Regions from separate parts of the Homo sapiens genome. Here regions 1, 2, 3 and 5 are each linked to region 4. Evidence: chromatin contacts called from ENCODE Hi-C or POLR2A ChIA-PET data. All regions are on one chromosome and are shown on one strand. Each heading gives the region's core, a stretch centred on a gene start or an enhancer-like site at or near the end of the contact. The rest is flanking DNA. Distances are from core to core; before and after follow the strand shown. Region 1 holds the start of ACSS2 (acyl-CoA synthetase short chain family member 2). Region 2 holds the start of GSS (glutathione synthetase). Region 3 holds the start of EDEM2 (ER degradation enhancing alpha-mannosidase like protein 2). Region 4 holds the start of AHCY (adenosylhomocysteinase). Region 5 holds the start of CBFA2T2 (CBFA2/RUNX1 partner transcriptional co-repressor 2).

Region 1 (3,498 bases), core at 982-3,481, 570 kb before region 4:
TTTGCAGTGACATATGAAAGCATATTTCCATAATATCAATCTAATGGTGTCTTGATAAATCTACTGGAAAGACTCAAGTTGGCGAAACTAGGCAAGAGAGGACAAATTAGGAGGCTGCTTCCCTGGTAGAAATTCTGTATTTGATGGAATTTGGTGAAATGCATTCTGTGGGGTCATGGAAGAGGAATAGCATTGCTATTAGGATATGGATTCTGCAGTCAAACTGTCTTGGTTCAAATCCCAACTCCACCACTTTACACTTGATTGAATCCTGTCTTGCATTACTTGGTAATTGCTTGATTTATATTGTATCAGACTAACTACTATTTATTGAATGTGTACTGTGCATCAGGCATGTTATAGCGCATACTTATTACACACTTTAGACCTCATACAAACCCATTAGGCAAGTATTACTAGACCTATCTTATAGATGGAAGAAAAGGAATCTCAGACAGGCTTAAAAATTTGCCTAAGACCCCACAGTAAATGAACAGCAGAGCCAGGGTCTAAATCTAGATTTTTCTGGATTTGATTCGTGGCCCATGTTTGTCCCACAACCAAACATCATGCTGCCTCCCAATGGGGGTGCAATTTTGACTCCTTGGCTAGGCGCAGTAGCTCATGCACATGTAATCACAGCACTTTGGGAGGCCAAGTAAGGAGGAAAGCCTGAGGCCAGGAGTTCAAGACCAGCCTGGGCAACATGGCAAAACCTCGTCTCTCCAAAAAATACAAAAAAGTAGCTGGGTGTCATGGCGTCCGCCTGTAGTCCCAGCTACCCAGGAGGCTGAAGCGGAAAGATCGCATGAGCCCAGGAGATGCAGGCTATAGTGAGCCTAGAACGGGCCACTGCACTCCAGCATGGGTGACAGAGCAACACCTTGTCTCAAAACAAACTATCTATCTATCTATCTATCTATCTATCTATCTGTCTATCTATCTGTCCTTTACCCAGACTGAGGGCAAGGGTAGGGGGATTTTCCTTATACCTTTTTTTTTTTTTTTTTTTTTTTTTTTTTTTGAGACAAAGTCTTGCTCTGTCGCCCAGGCTGGAGTGCAGTGGTGCTATCGTGGCTCACTGCAACCTCTGCCTCCTGGGTTCAAGCAATTCTCCTGTCTCAGCCTCTCGAGTAGCTGGGATTACAGGTGCCCGCCACCACACCCGGCTAATTTTTGTATTTTTAGTGGAGACGGGGGTTTCACCATGTTGGCCAGGCTGGTCTCGAACTCCTGACCTCAAGTGATCCGCCCGCCTCGGCCTCCCAAAGTGCTGGGATTACAGGCGTGAGCCACTGCTCCTGGCCGATTTTCCTCATACATTTTAACAGACATGGAACCATCTATCAGAACTTCTGAACTATTACTAATACAATCCCAGCCCAAGTTAAAAAAATAAATAAAACAACTTGACATCGTAGTAACTCGTTCAGTCTTATACCGCGTAATTTCCATTAGGATGTCCGATATACTAAAAATAGATCGGGGACTCCATTACTAATCTGAGGACCCCAAGATGGGAACCAGACCCGTTATTGCCCTCAACAGTTCACAGGTTAAGGGTCTCAGGAGGCAGTGGCTGAGCTGGTGTGAAAGGGAAGCAAAGAAAGTTCTATTCGTGGCCCTCCTCCCTTCAAGGCTCCCGTCGCCCCTTAGAGACCCTCTTTTCGCCTCAGGAACTCCCCTTCTCTTCCCATGAAACTTTCACTCTCTTGGCCGACCTCCCCGTCCCAATCTCAAGGAACCTCACTTCTTCCCTCACGGAATCCCGCGTCTCCTCGCAAAAACCCGCATCTCCACCACGGACCCTCCAAGTCTGCAGGGAACTCCCCAGCTCCCATGGAACCCTCGTCTCCTCCCGGAATCCCTTTTCCATTTTCAAAGAACCGCAATTCTTCCTTCACAGAACCTCCATCTCCTCACCCACCCCTCAGCTTCCCAAGGGAGCCCCCGACTCCCCCAGGGAGCCCCCACTCTTCTCCTCACTGACACCCCAGGCCCGCCCGGGCCGGGCCTCACCCCGCGGCTCCTCCACGGAGCGCCGGTGCAGCTCGCGGTAGCGCTGCAGCGAGGGGACGTGCGCGGAGCGGCTGACCTCGGGCGGCGGAGACCAACTCCGCGCCCGGCCTCCGGCTCCAGCTTCCTCCTGGCCCCGGCTCCCGCTGCCGCTCCGGACCCGCTCCTCAGGAAGCCCCATCACGTCAAGTTCCTAGAACCGCGGCCGCCTTTGCGGTCGCGGCGGGTGCCGGGACTGAGAAAACAGGCCGAACTAGAGGCGGGGCCTCCGTAGAGGGGCGGGGCCTGGTGAGTGGGGGAGTGGCTTAGTCTGGCGGGTGGGCGGTGCCAGAGGGGGCGGGGCCGTGTCTGGTTGGGGAGGGATCGAGGTTGGCAAGGACAGAAATACTATAAGGAAAAGTCGAGGGATAGGGGTGGAGCTGACTTGCCGGAAGGAGTGACGCCGTCGAGTGAAAGCAGAAGGGGCGGGGCCGGGTGTGACAAGGGAGAGGGTGGAACCGTGGAGTGCCAAGGGAGGGGCGGGGCCAGGCGGGACAGGAGAGGAGGTGGGCCCATGGAGTGATGGGGAGTAACCCGGCTGGTTGTGACAGGAGAGGAGGCAGAGCCATGGAGTGACCAGAGTGGGGTGGGGTCTTGGAGTGACAGATAAGGGGTTGGGTTAAGGCAAGGATCGAAAGGGAAAGGGATGGACTAAGGAGAGGAGTTGAGTAAGGTCCATCGCGGAGCCGCCCCGTGATCTGATTGCACAGTCCTGACTATCACCAGTTCCTTCCAGGTGACACCCTTCCCTCCAGGTCCCCCCTCTCTGAGCCACACCCACATTCTCGTCCTCCGGAAAAACTTCTCCCATGACCTTGAGGGCATGCTCTGGCGACAGCACCTCCTCTCTGCTCACCCTGGAACCAGCTCAGATTTTCTCCCTCTTATGAGGACATGTCTTCAATCTCCTTGCCTTCACAAATCTCCATCCAGATCTAAAGTACAAGACTCAATAAGTGAAGACTAGGAGACACCTTCAGGTTTTTTGTAATAAGCCCACCTCCTAATTGCACAAATGGCAAACCCAGGAAAGGGAAGGAACTGGTGCACAGTCAGAGAGCAAATAACGACCAAGTTAGGGCCAAAGCTAGGTTCTTTGACTCCAGATTTGGTTTTACTTCCTCGTCAGGCTTGAAGCTAAGGCTTGTAAAATATCAAAGTCTGTGCAAATAGGAAAAATCATTCACATTCTCTTTTTTTGTTGTTGTTTTTGTTTTGAGATGGAGTCTCTCGCTCTGTCGCCCAGGCTGGAGTGCAATGGCACAATCTCGGCTGACTGCAACCTCTGCCTCCTGGATTCAAGCAATTCTCCTGCCTCAGCCTCCCGAGTAGCTGGAATTACAGGTGCACACCACCACACCCAGCTAATTTTTGTATTTTTAGTAGAGATGGGATTTCACCATGTTGTCCAGGCTGGTCTTGAACTCCTGACCTCAGGTGATC
Region 2 (4,237 bases), core at 1,249-3,748, 650 kb before region 4:
GTCCTACCACAAACTGGGTCACCTTGAACAAGTCACGTAACTTCTGAGGCTCAGCTGCCACATCTACAAAATGGGAATAAAGACATCTTACCTGCCACATTGTGAGAGGTTTCAACCAAAGGGCTGTTAAGGTCTGGGATCCTCCCCAAATCTCACCATAGACACCTGATACTCATCACTTGGCACCCGTCTTGGAAGAGGGGAACCTGCACAGAGAACCCTGGGTCATGCTTTTGATTTTTAATTTCATGCTGCACTAGAAATAGCTTCTTTTGTTCCTGGTTGACCCAGGAGCCTCTTCCTGCCACCTGGGGCCTATTCTAGTTAACAGCTGCTTATCCCCTCAGGTACAAAAGCCAACGAGGAAAGGACATCAGGAAACATTGTTCTGGGAATAACCAGACACCTATCTGCCACCATCTCCCCCCATCCCGTGACCACACACGGGAGACTGGAGGACTCAGCCTGTCCTGTAGTCAGATAATGTACATGGTTTATTTAAAGAGTCAAAAGGGGCCGGGCGCAGTGGCTAACGCCTGTAATCCTAGCACTCTGGGAGGCTGGGGCGGGTGGATCACCTGAGCTCAAGAGTTTCAGACCAATCTGGCCAACATGGTGAAACCCTGTCTCTACCAAAAATACAAAAATTAGCCGGGTGTGGTGGTGGACGCCTGTAATCCCAGCTACTTGGGAGGCTGAGGCAGGAGAATTGCTTGAACCTGGGAAGTGGAGGTTGCAGTGAGCTGAGATCGTGCCACTGCACTCCAGCCTGGGCAACAACAACGAAAACTCCGTCTCAAAAAAAAAAAAAAAAAAAAAGAGTCAAAAGGATCTTGGTCCCTGGGTTGGGCCACTGATTTACGATCACTAGGAGTTCTCACTCCTAAATTTCTTTGATCTGTTCGCTTCGCTCCATCTCCACAGCTGCTGCACTGGCTACAGCCTCATGATCTCACATCTTAACTCTCTCTGCTTTCTCTGGCCCATCTCCCCACTTCCAAACCATTTGTCACGCTGTAACCAGTGCCTAACACACAAAACTAACCATGTCCTTCCCCTGCTTAAAGCCCTTAGCTCCTGTTGCTCAGTGGAACTGGCGTCTGAGGCTACCTCTCCAAGCCTAAGCGCCTAAGTCCTGTTGCAACCCTCAGGCCCTTCCTCATTATCCACACCAAACTCCTCAGTGTCTGTAAAACAAGCCGAGCAACCCTCAGAATTATATGCCTTCGCTGCTCGTTTGTTTTGTTTTTAGGACAGGGTCTCACGCTGTCACCCAGGCAGGAGTGCTGCAGCGTGATCTCAGCTCACAGCAGCCTCCGTCTCCGGGGCTCAAGAATTCTCACGCCGCAGCCTCCCGAGTAGCTGGGATTACAGGCACGGGCCAACACACCCGGCTAATTCTTGTATTTCTAGTAGAGACGGGGTTTCGCCATGTTGCCCAGCCTGGTCTCCAACTCCTGAGCTCAAGTAATCCACCTGCCTCGGCCTCTCAAAGTGCTGGGATTACAGGTCTGAGCCACTGCACCCAGCCAGCCTTTGCTGCTTTTGTTCCTGCAATTTGGAACACTGTCCCCATCCCAGCCTCTCACCTCTACCCCTACCTCCTTCACTACCTATACCTTCCTATCCATCCTTCAAGACCCCAAAAACCATCCCTGATTCCTTCAGAAAGGCAGTTTATTGCCTATCTTATCAGACTGAAAGCAGTGGCTGTGTCTTATTTATGGTTAATTCCCTAGAAGCTGGACTGATACATTCCATTTAACTAAAATTCGTATCAGGTGCTTCGGACTGCAGACAAGCCTATCACAACCCAGAAGGAAGAAACAGGGAAGGCACCTGGGGGCTGCCAAGCAATGAGGTGGGGGGTAGGAATCATGAATCCGCATATTTTTAAAAACTGCCCCAGATCCTGATGTAAACGGTACAAGAGAGTCTGAGAAACACAGGGCTCCCCTCAAACAGTCCTGACTTCAGCATTCCTGGAAAAATGAAAATCCTTTCCTTTTGCCTCTAATGCTTTCCCTGCTGGTATCCCAGGTTAAAAAAAAATAGATAAAATCAGGGGGATTTTTCTGGGACTTGGCTGGGCTGGGAAACAAGCCTGGGTTCTAATACAGGCTCAGCCCCTGACGTACTATGGGCCCCTGCCCCTCCTTGGGGCCTCCATTACCACGGCCACCCCCACCCTTATCAATTGTGTGCCCCTGAGGTAGTGACTGTCCCGCTCTGAGCATTAGTTTCCCCATCTTCCACTAGTCGTCGTCAGCTCTGACGCTCTATGAGCTATGCATACCCGTAGCTCCCCGCCGACCCCGATGGTCCCCTCCCCTCCTTCCCAAGGTCCATCCGCCAGGGTGCAGCCGACGCACTCCTAATGCTAAGGCCGCCCTCTCATCGACCGCCCCTTCCTGGCCTCGACTCAGCGCCAAAGGTATGGGTCTCTGCCCCGCCTGCTCTTTAAGCCTAGCCGGGGCGGTCAGCGCAAGCGCACTGGGTCGCATCGAGGCCCCGCCCCCTGAGCCTGGGTAGCGGCGCGAGGGCCGGGAGAACCGTTCGCGGAGGAAAGGCGAACTAGTAGGTTGGGGCGGCCACGGCGGCCGGCATGGGTCACGTTTCCTCGGGAGGAACGATGTGAGGGAGGGGTCTGGCAAGAGATTGGAATTCCGGAGGCCGGGAGACCTTGTGGCTGAAACCCTTCGTAGGAGCGGGGCAACTAGTGTCTAGTGAGGGGGTTGGGCTGGCGCGCACTGATCCCAGACTTTCCGGATCTTCTGCCTTTAGATCGGGCCGGTGTCGGGGCATGTAGGCCAGTGAGACTGGAGCCAGTTAGAGCTACAACGGGGAGCGATTAGGGCCAAACTTTGTCCAGGGTGGAAGCGAGCGGGCCCGTGAAGTGGGGCCAGCCTGGGCAGCCGACCGTGTCGTTGCCTCGGGGCCTTTCCAGGCACTGGCCTAAGTCCTGGCGATAAAGTGCGACCGATTTCCTTGTGGGCGTTTTGAGGCTTTCGGTGATCTGACCCGTCTGTCATTCATTCTTCATTCATTCATGTGATGAATGAATACAGTACTAAGCGCGGCTAATTACTAGGTAGAGAAGTGATCAAGACAAACACTGTTCCTACGGTACAGGGAAAAGTGATGGGCTGTAGAATGTAGAAGCCCGGGGCGGAGAACAGGGACAGCTTCCGGAACGAAATCGCGAGCCCAGATCAGGAGTGGTGGCGAGAGTTCCAAAGAGAAGACAGCACGTGCCAAGTCCTGGAAGGGGGACAGAGGCCAACATATCCTGGTCACTGAAGACACCTGACTCTGAATCTGTTTCACGCCCAGGGAAGAGATGACAGTGGCCGGGGCTAGGCTACAAACTCTGGAAATGGAGATAAATAAAGGAATTCAAAGTACTATATACTTAGGCAGCAAAATCCATAGGATTTGGGGAGAGTGAGATGTAGGAAACAAGTACTCAAGGCTTGGGTACCTGGGTGGGGTTCATCAGAGAAGAAGCAGATTTGTGGGAGACAACAACAAATTCTATTCTGGTTGTATGGAGACTCGCAGGAAAAAATTGGATATTCTAGTTTGAAGGTAGGAAAGTATTGCTGTGAAGATGTAGATTTGAATGTCATCAGCAAAACATAAATAAAGCCAAGGGAGGGTTGAGGCTGTAGAATGAGAAAAACAAAGGGCCCACTTAGCACCTTCATCTGATTTCTTTTCTTTCTTTCTTTTTTTCTTTTTTTTTTTTTTTGACAGAGCTTTGCTCTTGTTGCCCAGGCTGGAGTGCAATGGCACGATCTCGGCTCACTACAACCTCCACCTCCTGGGTTCAAGCTATTCTCCTGCCTCAGCCTCCCAAGTAGCTCGGATTACAGGCATGCGCCACCAGGCCCGGCTAATTTTGTATTTTTAGTAGAGATGGGGTTTCTCCATGTTGGTGAGGCTGGTCTCGAACTCCCGACCTCGGGTGATCCGCCTGCCTCGGCCTCACAAAGTGCTGGGATTACACGAGTGAGCCACCACACCTGGCCCATGGTGATTATCTTTATGTCTTATCCTCCTCCATATCCCCAGTACCTAGTCAAGGGAGTGGCATTAAATGCAAATCAGTGTTTGCCAACTAAATAAAAGCCCAACAGCAAACAGATGTTGGAATTTCAGAGTTGTGGAACGATGGGGGCTCATGGAGGGTTTCATTACTCTAATGTCAAGGTAATGGGTTCTTGTCCTGGCTCTG
Region 3 (4,008 bases), core at 1,504-4,003, 840 kb before region 4:
CACCTAAAGTCCAGGTCCTAATCTCTGGAAACTGTAAATGTTTCTCTATTTGGAAAAATGGTGTTTTTTTTTTTTTTTCCCCCTAGATGTGATTAAGTTAAAAATCTTGGAATGGGAGTTTATCCTGTATTATCTGGGTTGGGGGGGGCGCGGGGGGGGTCCTAAATGCAATTATAAATGTCCTTATAAGAGAAAAGCAGAAGGAGATGTGACACATCCACAGAGAAGGCGATATGAAGGCACGGGCAGATACTGGAGTGATACAACCATAAGCCAAGGAATGCCAGCAGTCAGGAGAATCTAGAGAGGCAAGGAACGGATTATCCCTTAGAGCCTTTGGAGTGGGTGTGGCCCTGTCAATAACTTAATTTTAGCCCAGTGAAATTGATTTCAGGCTCCTGACCTCCCAAACTGCGAGAGAATAAATTTCTGTTGCTTTAAGCCACTTGGTTTGTGGTAATTTGTTGCAGGAATCACAGGAAACGAATACAGTGCTCCTGTGTTGTTATCCAGGTCTCAGCTTACTGTCATCTCCTTTCCCTTCCATTTGGAAGCCCCAAGAAGAGTTTCTTTTTTTTTTTTTTTTTTGAGACAGAGTATCGCTCTGTCTCCCAGGCTGGAGTGCAGTGGCCTGATCTTGATCTTGGCTCACTACAACCTCCACCTCCCGGGTTCAAGCGATTCTCCTGCCTCAGCCTCCTGAGTAGCTGGGACTACAGGCGTCTGCCACCACTCCCGGCCAATTTTTGTATTTTTAGTAGAGACAGGGTTTCACCATATTGGCCAGGTTGGTCTTGAACTCCTGACCTCGTGATCCGCCCGCCTTGGCCTCCCAAAGTGCTGGGATTACAGGCGTGAGCCACTGCACCCGGCCAAGAAGAGTTTCTAAAAACATCCCAGGCTGGGTACAGTGGCTTATGCCTGTAATCCCAGCACTTTGGGAGGCCTGGCTGCACTCTGGCTCAACAAACTGAGCTATCACTTCCATCTGACTTTTTCAGCAAATAAGAGATAGCCAATCCTAGAATCATAGAAAGCTCGACCGAAAAGGATCTTAAAGATCCATTTGTTCAAACTCCTCATTATTTATAGACAAGGATGCTAGCCCCAGAGAAGGAGAGGGTCACATACACAGGTTATAGATGAGTGACAGAGTTGTAATTAACTGGATCCTAGATCTGACTTCAAATCCAGTGTTGGTTCTACCGCATGTCACACTGACCAAAGTCATGGGTGTTGCTGTGGTCTAAGGTGCTGACCAAATTTTAGAAACTTGGGAATAAGGGGAATGGAGAAATGGATCACAAACCTCCTGAAAGCTATAGTGCCCCAGGGTAGTCATTTGTCTTTTTTTTTTTTTTTTTTTTTTTTTTTTTGATATGGAGTTTTGCTGTTTTGCCCAGGCTGGAGTGGAGTGGCGCGATCCTCGCTCACTGCAACCTCCGCCTTCCGGTTTCAAGCGATTCTCCGGCCTCAGCCTTCCGAGTAGCCGGGATTTACAGGCACCCGCCACCACCCCTGGCTAATTTTTGTATTTTTAGTAAAGACGGGGTTTCACCATGTTGGCCAGGTTGGTCTCTATCTCTTAACCTCAGGTGATCCACGCACCTCAACCTCCCAAAGTGTTGGGATTACAGGCGTGAGCCACCGCGCCCAACCAGGGTATTCATTCTTACCCAAGACATTCTACAGGGCTGACAGGGGTAAAGCTTCCGGTTTGAGATGGAGACTGAAGGGACCATGATTGTGTAACCACATCCCAAATTGGGAGGAGAGAAGTGTCATGAATTCCTAGAACTGACGGGATTTCAGGAAACCTCAAGAGTGACAGCATCGGAAAATGCAAGAGGTTTTAAAAAAAAAAGAGTGGAAGTTTTGGACAAATAAATGTGAGTTGTGTCTTATACAATCAACAAGTAACTGGTTTGGGAAACTCAATATCCCTAAATAAGGGAGCAGACCACCCCTCATATTGTCTTATGCCCAATTTCTGCCTCAAAGAAAATGTAGGAGTTAAAAGAAAGACAGAAGTGAAATCAGTAGTCAGACAGCCCGGCGATGCATTCCAGGCCTGGTAATTAAAGATCGACCCCTCCTGACCTAACCGGTTATATTATCTATAGATTCCAGACATTGTATGGAAAAGCATTGTGAAAATCCCTGTCCTGTTCTGTTCCGTTCTGATTACCGGTGCACCGGTAATCAGTCACGTACCCCCTGCTTGCTCAATCAATCACGACCCTCTCACGCGGACCCCCTTAGAGTTGTAAGCTCTTAAAAGGGACAGGAATTGCTCACTCGGGGAGCTCCGTTTTTGAGAAGTGAGTCAGCTGACGCTCCCGGCCGAATAAAGCTCCTTCCTTCTTTAACCCGGTGTCTGAGGAGTTTTGTCTGCGGCTTGTCCTGCTAGGTAATAATGGTAAAGGCTGAACATTTCTCATGCTTACCCTGCCTTCATACTTAATAAGGTTGTTGAAAAAAATGAATGAGAGAATGCATTTTAAATGCTCCGTACAGTACTAGTACACAATAAGTGCTCAATACATGCTAGCTGTTATTATTAAAACATTAATTAATAACAGTAGTAACAACAGCCACTGACTTTAAGACACGTTGATCAGTGTTGCCGAAACCGTACATCCGAAGTTGCTCTTCGGCCGCGTTTCGCTGCCCATTGCATTCAGGGGCTTGTAGTCCGGAAGTGAGAGGCTGATTTCTCAGCGCGCAGGCGCAGTGGCGCGGATTCCCGGAAGAACCCGCAGCAGCTCCCAGGATGAACTGGTTGCAGTGGCTGCTGCTGCTGCGGGGGCGCTGAGAGGACACGAGCTCTATGCCTTTCCGGCTGCTCATCCCGCTCGGCCTCCTGTGCGCGCTGCTGCCTCAGCACCATGGTGCGCCAGGTCCCGACGGCTCCGCGCCAGATCCCGCCCACTACAGGTGAACTGTGACCCGCCCTTTCGCAGTTGGGGAATGGGAAGCGTGAACCCGGTCCTTTCCCTTTCCGTCCATCCCAGACCCCGACTTGCTCCGACACAGCCGCTAGGTCCCAGGGAGAAATCAGCTAGTGATTCCCACTTTCCGCCCTGTATCTTGTTCTTCCCCCGCTTGTTTTTGTGTTCTTGCCCCATGCCTGATTTCTCGTCCCCCACCCAGGGAGCGAGTCAAGGCCATGTTCTACCACGCCTACGACAGCTACCTGGAGAATGCCTTTCCCTTCGATGAGCTGCGACCTCTCACCTGTGACGGGCACGACACCTGGGGCAGGTAGTGCGAGCGGAGGGGCAAGGGGCGGCCAGGGTCTGACTCTCTGGGCCTCGGCGGGCGGGTCAGCTGGGGCTGGTGGCTTCATGGTCTCCTCACCGGCACCAGAAAGCTCCCAGCTGAGCTAGAGCCGCGCTCCCCGCAATTCTTACTATCACCTCCAGGATCCACTTAGCCTCTCGCAGTGAAAAAAAAAGTCCTGGATTAGCCGGGTGGGCTGGATCGCTGAGCTCAGCCCCAGCAGTAACAGGCATCAGCTGTGGGGACATAGGCAATTTCTGGAGTAACGAGATACCGTGGAAGGGCTCCAAGAATTAGAAAACCCACCCCTTTCATTATGTAGGTGGGCATTCAGATCCAGGAAGGAGTGTGACACTCCTAAAACTTAAGTCTTTGTAGTTGGTGTGCCCCGTGCCTGAAATACACTCCCCATTTTCCTCCCATCACTGGCTGCTGCTTGTCATTCAGATCTCAGCTCAGTATCTTAATACCCCTACGAGTTAGGTGCCATTATCCCTGTTTTACACACGAATGTGCTAAGGTCGGGAGAAATTAAACTCAAAACTTGTGATGGTTTTTATTTTTTTAAGTTGAAACAAAGTAAATACAAATGGCAAATTCAAGTGGTAAAAGATTATATACAATAAATATCTCCCATACCCTAGAATTCCAACTATTAACTTTCCTTTGTATCTGTCCAGAAATATTCTTGGTTTATACCATTATATATATAGATGTGTGTATGTG
Region 4 (4,281 bases), core at 353-2,852:
CAGCACTTTGGGAGGCAGAGGCTGGCGGATCACCTGAGGTCGGGAGTTCGAGATTAGCCTGACCAATATGGAGAAACCCCGTCTCTACTAAAAATACAAAATTAGCCAGGCGTGGTGGCTCATGCCTGTAATCCCAGCTACTCGGGAGGCTGAGGCAAGAGAATCGCTTGAATCCGGGAGGCAGAGGTTGGTGTGAGCCAAGATCATGCCATTGCACTCCAGCCTGGGCAACAAGCGCCAAACTCTATCTCAAAAAAAGAAAAAACAAAATTAGCCAGGTGTGGTGGTGCGTGCCTGTAATCCAAGCCACTCGGGAGGCTGAGGCAGGAGAATTGCTTGAACCCGGGAGGTGGAGGTTGCAGCGAGCCTAGATGGTGCCACTGCACTCCAGTGTGGGCGACAGAGTGAGACTCCATAAAAAAAAAAAAAAATTCAGGGGAAAAAAAGCAATTAAAAAAACATAACTATAAAAATAATACAAATTACAAAACAACCATTTGCATAGCATTTACATTATATTAGTTATAAGTAATCTAGAGATGATTAAAGTGTACGGAGGAATGTGCATAGGTTATATGCCAATACTGCCTCATTTTATATGAGGGACTTGAACATAGAAGGGTTTTGGAGTCCACAGAGGTCCTGAAACCAATTTCCCCTTCCCATGCCTGGGATGACTGAATTATACAGCAGCAAAAATGAATATACTCAAGCTATATGCATGAGTCTCATAAATATAATGCTCACAGAAAAAAGCAAGTTGCAGAAGGGTAAATACGGTTGATATATAAAGGTGCTAAACACAGAACTATTTAATGATATACGGATGCAGTAAAAGTATAAGAAATGTATGCAAACTTACTTAAATTCAGGGTGTTGGTTACTTGGAGTAAGGCGAATGTTTGGGATGTCAGTAGGTACCTGACAAATGGCAACTTAACTTTGTTTTGGTTTTTTTGAGATAGGGTCTTGCCCTTTCGCCCAGGCTCAAGTGCTGTGGTGGGATGATAGCTCACTGCAGCCTCGATCTCCAGGCTCAAAAGATCCTCCCTCCCGCCTCCGCGTCCCAAGTAGCTGGGACCACAAGCGCGCGCCACCACGCCCGGCTAATTTTTAATTTTTTTTTGTAGAGTTCAGGTCTCACTGTGTTGCCCAGGATGGTCTTGAACTCCTGGGCTCAAGCGATCCTCCCGCCTTGGCCTCCCAAAGTGCTGGGATTACAGGTGTGAGCCACCGCGCCTGGCCTGCAACTTTACTTATAATAATCTGTGTGGCAGATGTCATTTGGCCCATTTTACAGATGAGGAAATTGAGGCACAGGGAAGTGAACTGGCGGAATTTCAGTTCCGCTGGGTTTTGACACTGAATCAACTGGCTGAACCAGCGAGAGGACGGCCCGGCTGGCTCTCAGGCCTCTCCCGGCGCTCCCTTCCGGACCGGTGAGTGAGACTCCTGGGGCCACGCCTTGTGAAATTCTGAGGCTTCTTTTCAGGGATCGAAATCCCCTCCGGCTCCGCCCTGCGCGTTGGGCCCCGCCCCAGCGGGTCATGAATATGCAAGTGCGAGGAAGATATTTAAAGGCGTCGGCGCCACGCGCATATCCCTGCTCGGCGCTGCCCGCCCAGTTCCTGTTCCCAGACTGAGGCCCAGCCCCCTTCGCCCGTTTCCATCACGAGTGCCGCCAGCATGTCTGACAAACTGCCCTACAAAGTCGGTGAGTCCCAGGACCTGCAGCCGGTTGCGGCCGCCCGGCACCCGCCCGGGGCTTGTTCGTGGCGGGGGCTGCAGGGCCGACTCGGGGCTCTCTGGACCCCCTGGAATCGCAGCCTCGGCGCGTTTCTGGCCGCGCGAAGCCAGCTGGAAGTTGGAGTTCTCGCGCGGCCATGAGCGGGCCGTTCCGGGTGGCCGTGGACTACAAGTCCCAGCATGCCCCGCGACGCCGGGGCCGCCGCGCGGTCTGCGAGCCGCAAACTGGCGGCGTGCTCCGCGGGAGAGCACACCTGGCCACGGCCTGGGACGGCTGGCACCTGCCGGACCCTGCTCGGGGGGCCTGCGCCCGGCCTCCTAGGCCTGGACCGGACCCTGTCCAGCTGGGCGGCCCCGACGAGCGTCCACCCCTCTCTGGGCCTCCTACAGGGACGGCGAGGGCACCCCGGAGGGTGTATGAGGAGAGGCCTGGAAAGCGAGCCCCAGGCCGGCTCCGATCCTCCTCTCCCCTGGGACTTTGGGCCAGTTACCCAACCTGTGGGGTCCCCCACCCCTCCAGCAGGGGCAGCCTTGCAGAAATCTCGAAGAAAATTTGGAGTGGTTTGAAAAATCCTGCTGTCCCACCGATTGAAGTGTAATACAGGGATAGTTAACGTTTACTTAGTGTTTCCTGTGGGATCGGCACTGCCTTCTAGCTTTATTCTAGTCTCATGGCTCTATAGGGAAACTGTTCTCATTTTATGATGAGAATCCTGAGGCAGAGGTAACTTGCCCTCAGTCTTACAGCTGGTGGTGATGGAGCAAGATTGGAACGCAGGCCATCTAGATCTCTGAGCGCACCCTTTCACCACTGTGTGCAAGCGAATACACGCGGAACAATCCTAGTGAATTTTCAGCAAAAACCAGTTCAGTTTGGCTGGTAGCTTTTCAAGTAACTTTGACACTATTGGACCGGGTGTGGTGGCTCACCCCTGTAGTCCCAGCACTTTGAGAGGCCGAGGTGGGCGAATCACTTGAGGTCAAGAGTTCGAGACCAGCCTGGCCAACGTGGTGAAACGCTATCTCTACCAAAAATACAAAAACTAGCTGGGCGTGGTGGCGGGCGCCTTCATTCCCAGCTACTCGGGAGGCTGAGGCAGGAGGACTGTTTGAGCCGGGGAGACGGAGGTTGCAGTGAGCCGAGATTGCACCACCACGCTCCAACCTGGGCAACAGAGCAAGACCCTGTCTCAAAAAAAAAAAACAAACAAAAAAAGACACTATTAAGTCTGGAGAATGCCATCCACATTTATGGAAACACTTGCTGTATATCTGGTGATTTACGTGTGTTTACACAATAATCTTCATAGAGGTGGACGTAATCCCGTTATATAGAGCATGAAACTGAGGCCCTTGGGAGGTGACTTGCAAAGATTCTGTTGAAGTAGTTCATCAAGTTGCTACCAGAGTAGACTGTCTCCATTGTGTGGATGCTGAAACTGAACCCAGAAAGGTTATGTGAAGGTCACATCAATAGTAGAGCTGGAATGGGGGCTTGTCATACTGTGGAGAGATTAGTGGGTCAGGATTGGGGCCATTGGGTTGTGTGGGTGGAGATAAAGCTGGATTTGGGGATGGGGAGCTTAGCTGGGTGGGGCTGGAGGAAGGAGGCCCTGCTGTATGCCAGATCTTGATCATATGGCATTATCTTTACTTAAGGCGCATAGCAAGCTAGGGATGATTATCCACACTTTACAGATGAAGAAACTGATGTTTACAGGGGCTCTTGCTGTTCCTCTTGGCTTGTCCTGGGGACAGGTGTTCCTGTGACTTTTGCAAGTCCTTAGCTCCAGAGATTGCAGCATCTAGCCTCTCCTGTGCCTTTGGAGTTGAGGGTCCCAGGGAAAACTGTGGGGCTGGCACAGTGTCCTCGAGGGCACTGAAGGAGTTATTTTTAGCTGGAGGGACATGTGGTGGTGGAGGGGTGGAGCTTAGCAGCACAGGGCATAACCCATTGTCCCATACAGCCGGGCCCCTCCCAGGAGGGGCCTTGAGAGGGGCCTCTGCTCTAGCCCTGCCTGGCTGCCAGTTCTGGTTCTGCGGTTAATTGGCTATGGAACCTGCAGCAAACTCCTCTCTGGGTCCTCTCTGGGTCATTAGTAAATGCTGGGACTCAGACTAGGTTCAGATTTGTGTTGTTTTTCTTTGCCACCCTTGTCACGTGCCAGCCCCTCTCATGGATCTTTCATTCAGTTCTGAGGACAGATATGGTCGGTAAACAGTTGCTGACCCCTTCTCTGAGCCAGGTCATGCTGGAGACACAAAGGTGACCCAGAGACAGGGGTGGCACAGACATGCATACAGATAAAGTAGTATTGTCTCCATTTTATGTGAGCAGATCTGCCACTTGTCTGTCTCCACGGTCACCACCCCAGTCTGGTCTCTCTCCTTGCAGGTCTCCCTGGATCTCTTGCTCCGCAGATCCACACAGCAGCCAATGGGGTCTTTTCAAAAGACAAATCTGGTCTCTGAATGCTGGCCCCTGAAAACTGTAGGTTCCCCACTTCACTGGGACTGAAGTCCCAACTCATCTTA
Region 5 (3,745 bases), core at 1,091-3,590, 810 kb after region 4:
GGACACAATCTTTTTTTTTTAAGTGAAAGCAAGTTTATTATGGAAGTAAAGAAACAAAGGAAGACTACTTCATAGGCAGAAGAGCCCCCCAATTTTTTCAAATAAAAAGTCCTTTCTGGTCAGGCTTGGTGACTCACGCTCGTAATCCCAGCACTTTGGGAGGCTGAGGTGGGTGAATTACCTGAGGTCAGGGGTTCGAGACCAGCCTGACCAATATGGTGAAACCCTGTCTCTACTAAAAATATAAAAATTAAGGCCGGGCGCAGTGGCTCATGCCTCTAATCCCAGCACTTTGAGAGGCTGAGGCAGATGGATCCCCTGAGTTCAGGAGTTCACGACCAGCCTGGCCAACATGGTAAAACCGTCTCTACTAAAAATGCAAAAAATTAGTCAGGTGTGGTGGCAGGCGCCTGTAATCGCAGCTACTCTGGAGGCTGATGCAGGAGAATCGCTTGAACCTGGGGCGGGGGGAGGTTGCAGTGAGCCGATATTGTACTACTGCACTCCAGCCTGGGCAACAAGAACAAAACTCCGTCTCAAAAAAAATAATAAAATAAAATAAAATAATTGGCCGAGCGTGGTGGCATATGCCTGTAGTCCCAGCTACTCCGGAGGCTGAGACAGGAGAATAGCTTGAACCCAGGAGACGGAGGTTGCAGTGAGCCAAGATCACACCCCTGCACTCCAGTCTGGGCGACAGAGCAAGATTCCGTCTCAAAAAAAAAAAAGCCTTTCATTTTACAGAGATGCTGTACCTTTGCAAGCCTAAAAGAGTAATCACTATCCGCCTCTTTAGTTGGAAATTTCATGAGGAATGGATCAAACCATCAAAAGCAGTAACTGCAAGCTGGGTGTATCTACTTTTTCTATCTTCAATCCAACATTTAATGGGTGCAAAAAAAAAGAAGCGTAAAGCCTCCCTTTCACGTGTTTAAGGACATCAGCTCTGAGACTAGTACTCAGAGTACCTTCTGTTACTCAGTTTCATCCTCTGCAAAATGGGCATCCTCAAATAATGTCTTACTTAGGATGTCATCAAGATTAAACAATTAAAAAAACATGCAAAACATGTTTATCTGTTTCCTCATTTACTATGTCTCTCCCTCTCCTAACTAAACTCAAAACCCCAGTTCGGTCTATCTTGTTTATTGTATTCCCAGGGCCTGGAATGGTATTTTTAAACTTACTATATGATTTAATAAATATTAAGTGAATAGAATGCAAAATGTCTGGTGCTCAAAAAAATGTTGGCTATTATAATTACAATAATGAAAAACAATTAAAATTTTATTGTTCTTATTCAGAGAAGCCACCCCTCCCCCAAGGATCTCACACATCAAGGAGGAACACTAGATAAATACTGGAATGGCTAAATGGAAGTAAGAATAACAATTAGATCATGGAGCAGGACTAACAGACAACAAAACAAAATCTTAACACGGCTAGAGCCTAATTTCGGACTTTTCCGAGTGCGGTGCACACTGGATCAGATTAATAAAGGACGATTACAATAATGACAGTTTTCACAATTGTGTGTGTGCCACGGTCGGTGTCAAGCGTTTTACTGGCCTCACAAAACCCAAGAACCCTGGGGGAGGGAGGGAACCCGCTCCACATCCCCATTTTGCAGATGGGGGAACTGAGGCACCGGGAGAGCCAAGGTCACTACCTAAATGGGGAAGCCTGGATGTGAACCCAGGTAGCCAACTACTGAGCCTGCGCTCAAACAGGCCCTCCGAGGGGCCATTCTCATCTCCTCCAACCCTCAACATCGGGCGGGTGTAGTATTTCCCCAGGAGCCGGACTTCGTGGCCCCAGCGCTGGGACAACAAAATGATTCTTGCCCGCCGGCAAGTCCCATGGACGCCGGCCCGGCCTAAGTTCCGAGGCCGCGGGCCCCACAATTTCCCTCACACCGTGAGCCCCGAGCTCTTCGGGCGGCGCAGGAAGCGACGGGGTGGCCTCAGGAGCCCGGGAAGGCCCGCCCCGCTGCGTGACCTTGGATCCGCCGCCCCGCTTCGGGCCTCAGTTTCCACTCCCGGCCTCGCGCCCGGGGCACTCGGAATCACCGCGCCTGCGGAGCCGCAGGCCCTCACACGCCCCCCTCGGCCGCCCGCATTCACGCCCCACTTACGCTGGAAGGCGGCCGCTCCAGGGACGCCTACCATCGCCGAGCGCCGCCGCCGCGCGCCGCCCGCCTCTACCCGCGACACGGGTCCCTCGCAGGCGCCGCCCGCCTCGACCCGCGGCCCGGGTCCCTCGCAGGCGTCGCCGCGAGATCTGCAGCCGCCGAGCTAACCAGACACCACCACCGCTGCTGTCGCCGTCGCCGCCGCCGCCGCCGCCGTTAGGCCGCGCCCCGCCCCGCCCCCGGCTGGCCCCGCCCCGCCCGCCGGGCACGCCCCCGCCGCGCGCTCTCGCCGCCAGGCCAACGCACGCGGAAGCCCGGCCCCAAGACCAGCTCCCATTAAGCACCGCCCCCTAACCTGACCCGCCCCTTCCGCGGGAACCGACCGCCGAATCCCGGCGCAGCCTGCTTCTCAGACCTGCCCCCTCGGCGTCACGCGCGCCCGTCACGCGCACGGCCCACTTTCTAGCTCCAGACTTCCCGGTGTAGCCAGGGCAGTGGCCCAGGCTCGGGGGCCGAGTGCTAGGGGGAGGGATTACAACGAGTGGCAACGTCTCACCTGAGTTCTCCAGGTACAGGCCTGATGGCTTTTGCGCATGCCTTTGAGCGAGCCCCCTGGCTCAAAGTGTTTTTGGCCTGAAGTATTCTAAATGCCTAAAATTTCATCATCGTAATTTTAATAACTGTTGGCCGGGCGTGGTGGCCCACGCCTGTAATCCTAGTACTTTGGGAGGCCAAAGGAGAGTCACTTGAGCTCAGGAGTTTGAGACTAGCGTCTCTATTAAAAAAATAAATAAATAAAAATAAAAAATAGACCAGGCACGGTGGCTCAGGCCTATAATCCTAACACTTTGGGAGGCCGAGGAGGGTGGATTACCTGAGGTCAGAACTTCGAGGCTAGTCTGGCCAATGTGGCGAAACGCTGTCTCTACTAAAAATACAAAACTTAGAGCCGGGCGCAGTGGCTCAAGCCTGTAATCCTAGCACTTTGGGAGGCCGAGGCGGGAGGATCACGAGGTCAGGAGTTTGAAGACCAGTCTGGCCTATAAGGTGAAACCCTATCTCTACTAAAAAAATAAATAAATAAAAATACAAAAATTAGCCTGGTGCGGTGGCGCGTGCCTTTAGTCCCAGCTACTCGGGAGGCTGGGGCAGGAGAATCACTTGAATCCGGGAGGGGGAGGTTGCAGTGAGCCGAGATCGGAGCCATTGCACTCCAGCCTGAGCAAAAAGAGCAAAACTCCGTATCAAAAAAACAAAACAAGGCCAGGAGCTGTGGCTCACCCCTGTAATCCCAGCACTTTGGGACGCCGAAGCTGGCAGATCACAGCTCAGGATTTGGAGACCAGCCTGACCAACGTGGTGAAACCCCGTCTGTACTAAAAATACAAAAATTAGCTGGACTTGGTTTCACAAGCCTGTAATCCCAGCTAATCAGGAGGCTGAGACAGGAGAATTGCTTGAACCCCGGAGGCGGAGGTTGCACCGAGCCAAGATCACGACACTGCACTCCCACCTGGGTGACAGAGCGAGACTCCCTCTCAAAAAACAAAACAAAACAAAACAAAAAAATTAGCTGGGCGCGGTGGCGGGTGTCCATAATCCCAGCTACTCGGG

What was found. Hi-C counts contacts between places; a loop is a spot of excess contacts on that map. ChIA-PET counts read pairs that join two places held with the same protein, here RNA polymerase II (POLR2A). Pooled maps may share reads with other maps.
Region 1: a map of CD8-positive, alpha-beta T cell shows a loop between it and region 4 (22-fold over the local background). The contact joins the promoter of ACSS2 here to the promoter of AHCY in region 4. A Hi-C loop is called at or near these places in 4 of 168 maps with a recorded cell type or tissue (CD4-positive, alpha-beta T cell, CD4-positive, alpha-beta memory T cell, CD8-positive, alpha-beta T cell and 1 more), 3 of 37 single-sample maps with no recorded cell type and 16 of 50 pooled maps. POLR2A ChIA-PET finds 5 or more read pairs at or near these places in 2 of 52 experiments (Caco-2 and activated CD8-positive, alpha-beta memory T cell).
Region 2: a loop to region 4 is called in a map of CD8-positive, alpha-beta T cell, with 11 times the contacts of the local background. The contact joins the promoter of GSS here to the promoter of AHCY in region 4. A Hi-C loop is called at or near these places in 5 of 168 maps with a recorded cell type or tissue (B cell, CD4-positive, alpha-beta T cell, CD8-positive, alpha-beta T cell and 1 more), 5 of 37 single-sample maps with no recorded cell type and 11 of 50 pooled maps. POLR2A ChIA-PET finds 5 or more read pairs at or near these places in 1 of 52 experiments (activated T-cell).
Region 3: a map of CD4-positive, alpha-beta T cell shows a loop between it and region 4 (5-fold over the local background). The contact joins the promoter of EDEM2 here to the promoter of AHCY in region 4. A Hi-C loop is called at or near these places in 2 of 168 maps with a recorded cell type or tissue (CD4-positive, alpha-beta T cell and naive thymus-derived CD4-positive, alpha-beta T cell) and 10 of 50 pooled maps.
Region 5: a map of B cell shows a loop between it and region 4 (15-fold over the local background). The contact joins the promoter of CBFA2T2 here to the promoter of AHCY in region 4. A Hi-C loop is called at or near these places in 2 of 168 maps with a recorded cell type or tissue (B cell and CD4-positive, alpha-beta T cell) and 7 of 50 pooled maps.

Annotation. Positions count from the first base shown.
Region 1 is chr20:34,875,345-34,878,842 of GRCh38, reverse strand. ACSS2 (acyl-CoA synthetase short chain family member 2) reads right to left here and starts at 2,231. Exons shown (of 18, transcript NM_018677.4): 1 at 2,020-2,231. The coding sequence starts at 2,197. RefSeq lists silencers at 1,943-2,372, 2,453-2,592 and enhancers at 2,863-2,912, 2,933-3,012.
Region 2 is chr20:34,954,067-34,958,303 of GRCh38, reverse strand. GSS (glutathione synthetase) reads left to right here and starts at 2,498. Exons shown (of 13, transcript NM_000178.4): 1 at 2,498-2,577. It overlaps MYH7B (myosin heavy chain 7B), which reads right to left and starts at 2,436. Exons shown (of 45, transcript NM_020884.7): 1 at 2,297-2,436; 2 at 92-206. RefSeq lists enhancers at 2,171-2,350, 2,591-2,690.
Region 3 is chr20:35,146,081-35,150,088 of GRCh38, reverse strand. EDEM2 (ER degradation enhancing alpha-mannosidase like protein 2) reads left to right here and starts at 2,753. Exons shown (of 11, transcript NM_018217.3): 1 at 2,753-2,937; 2 at 3,154-3,264. The coding sequence starts at 2,831. MMP24-AS1-EDEM2 (MMP24-AS1-EDEM2 readthrough) reads left to right here. Exons shown (of 15, transcript NM_001355008.2): 6 at 3,154-3,264. The coding sequence starts at 3,170. RefSeq lists enhancers at 2,590-2,719, 2,968-3,571.
Region 4 is chr20:34,300,676-34,304,956 of GRCh38, reverse strand. It overlaps AHCY (adenosylhomocysteinase), which reads left to right and starts at 1,602. Exons shown (of 10, transcript NM_000687.4): 1 at 1,602-1,714. The coding sequence starts at 1,687. RefSeq lists enhancers at 1,238-1,357, 1,378-1,427 and a silencer at 1,998-2,227.
Region 5 is chr20:33,488,691-33,492,435 of GRCh38, reverse strand. It overlaps CBFA2T2 (CBFA2/RUNX1 partner transcriptional co-repressor 2), which reads right to left and starts at 2,340. Exons shown (of 11, transcript NM_001032999.3): 1 at 2,135-2,340. The coding sequence starts at 2,168. RefSeq lists silencers at 2,021-2,300, 2,311-2,530 and an enhancer at 2,625-3,173.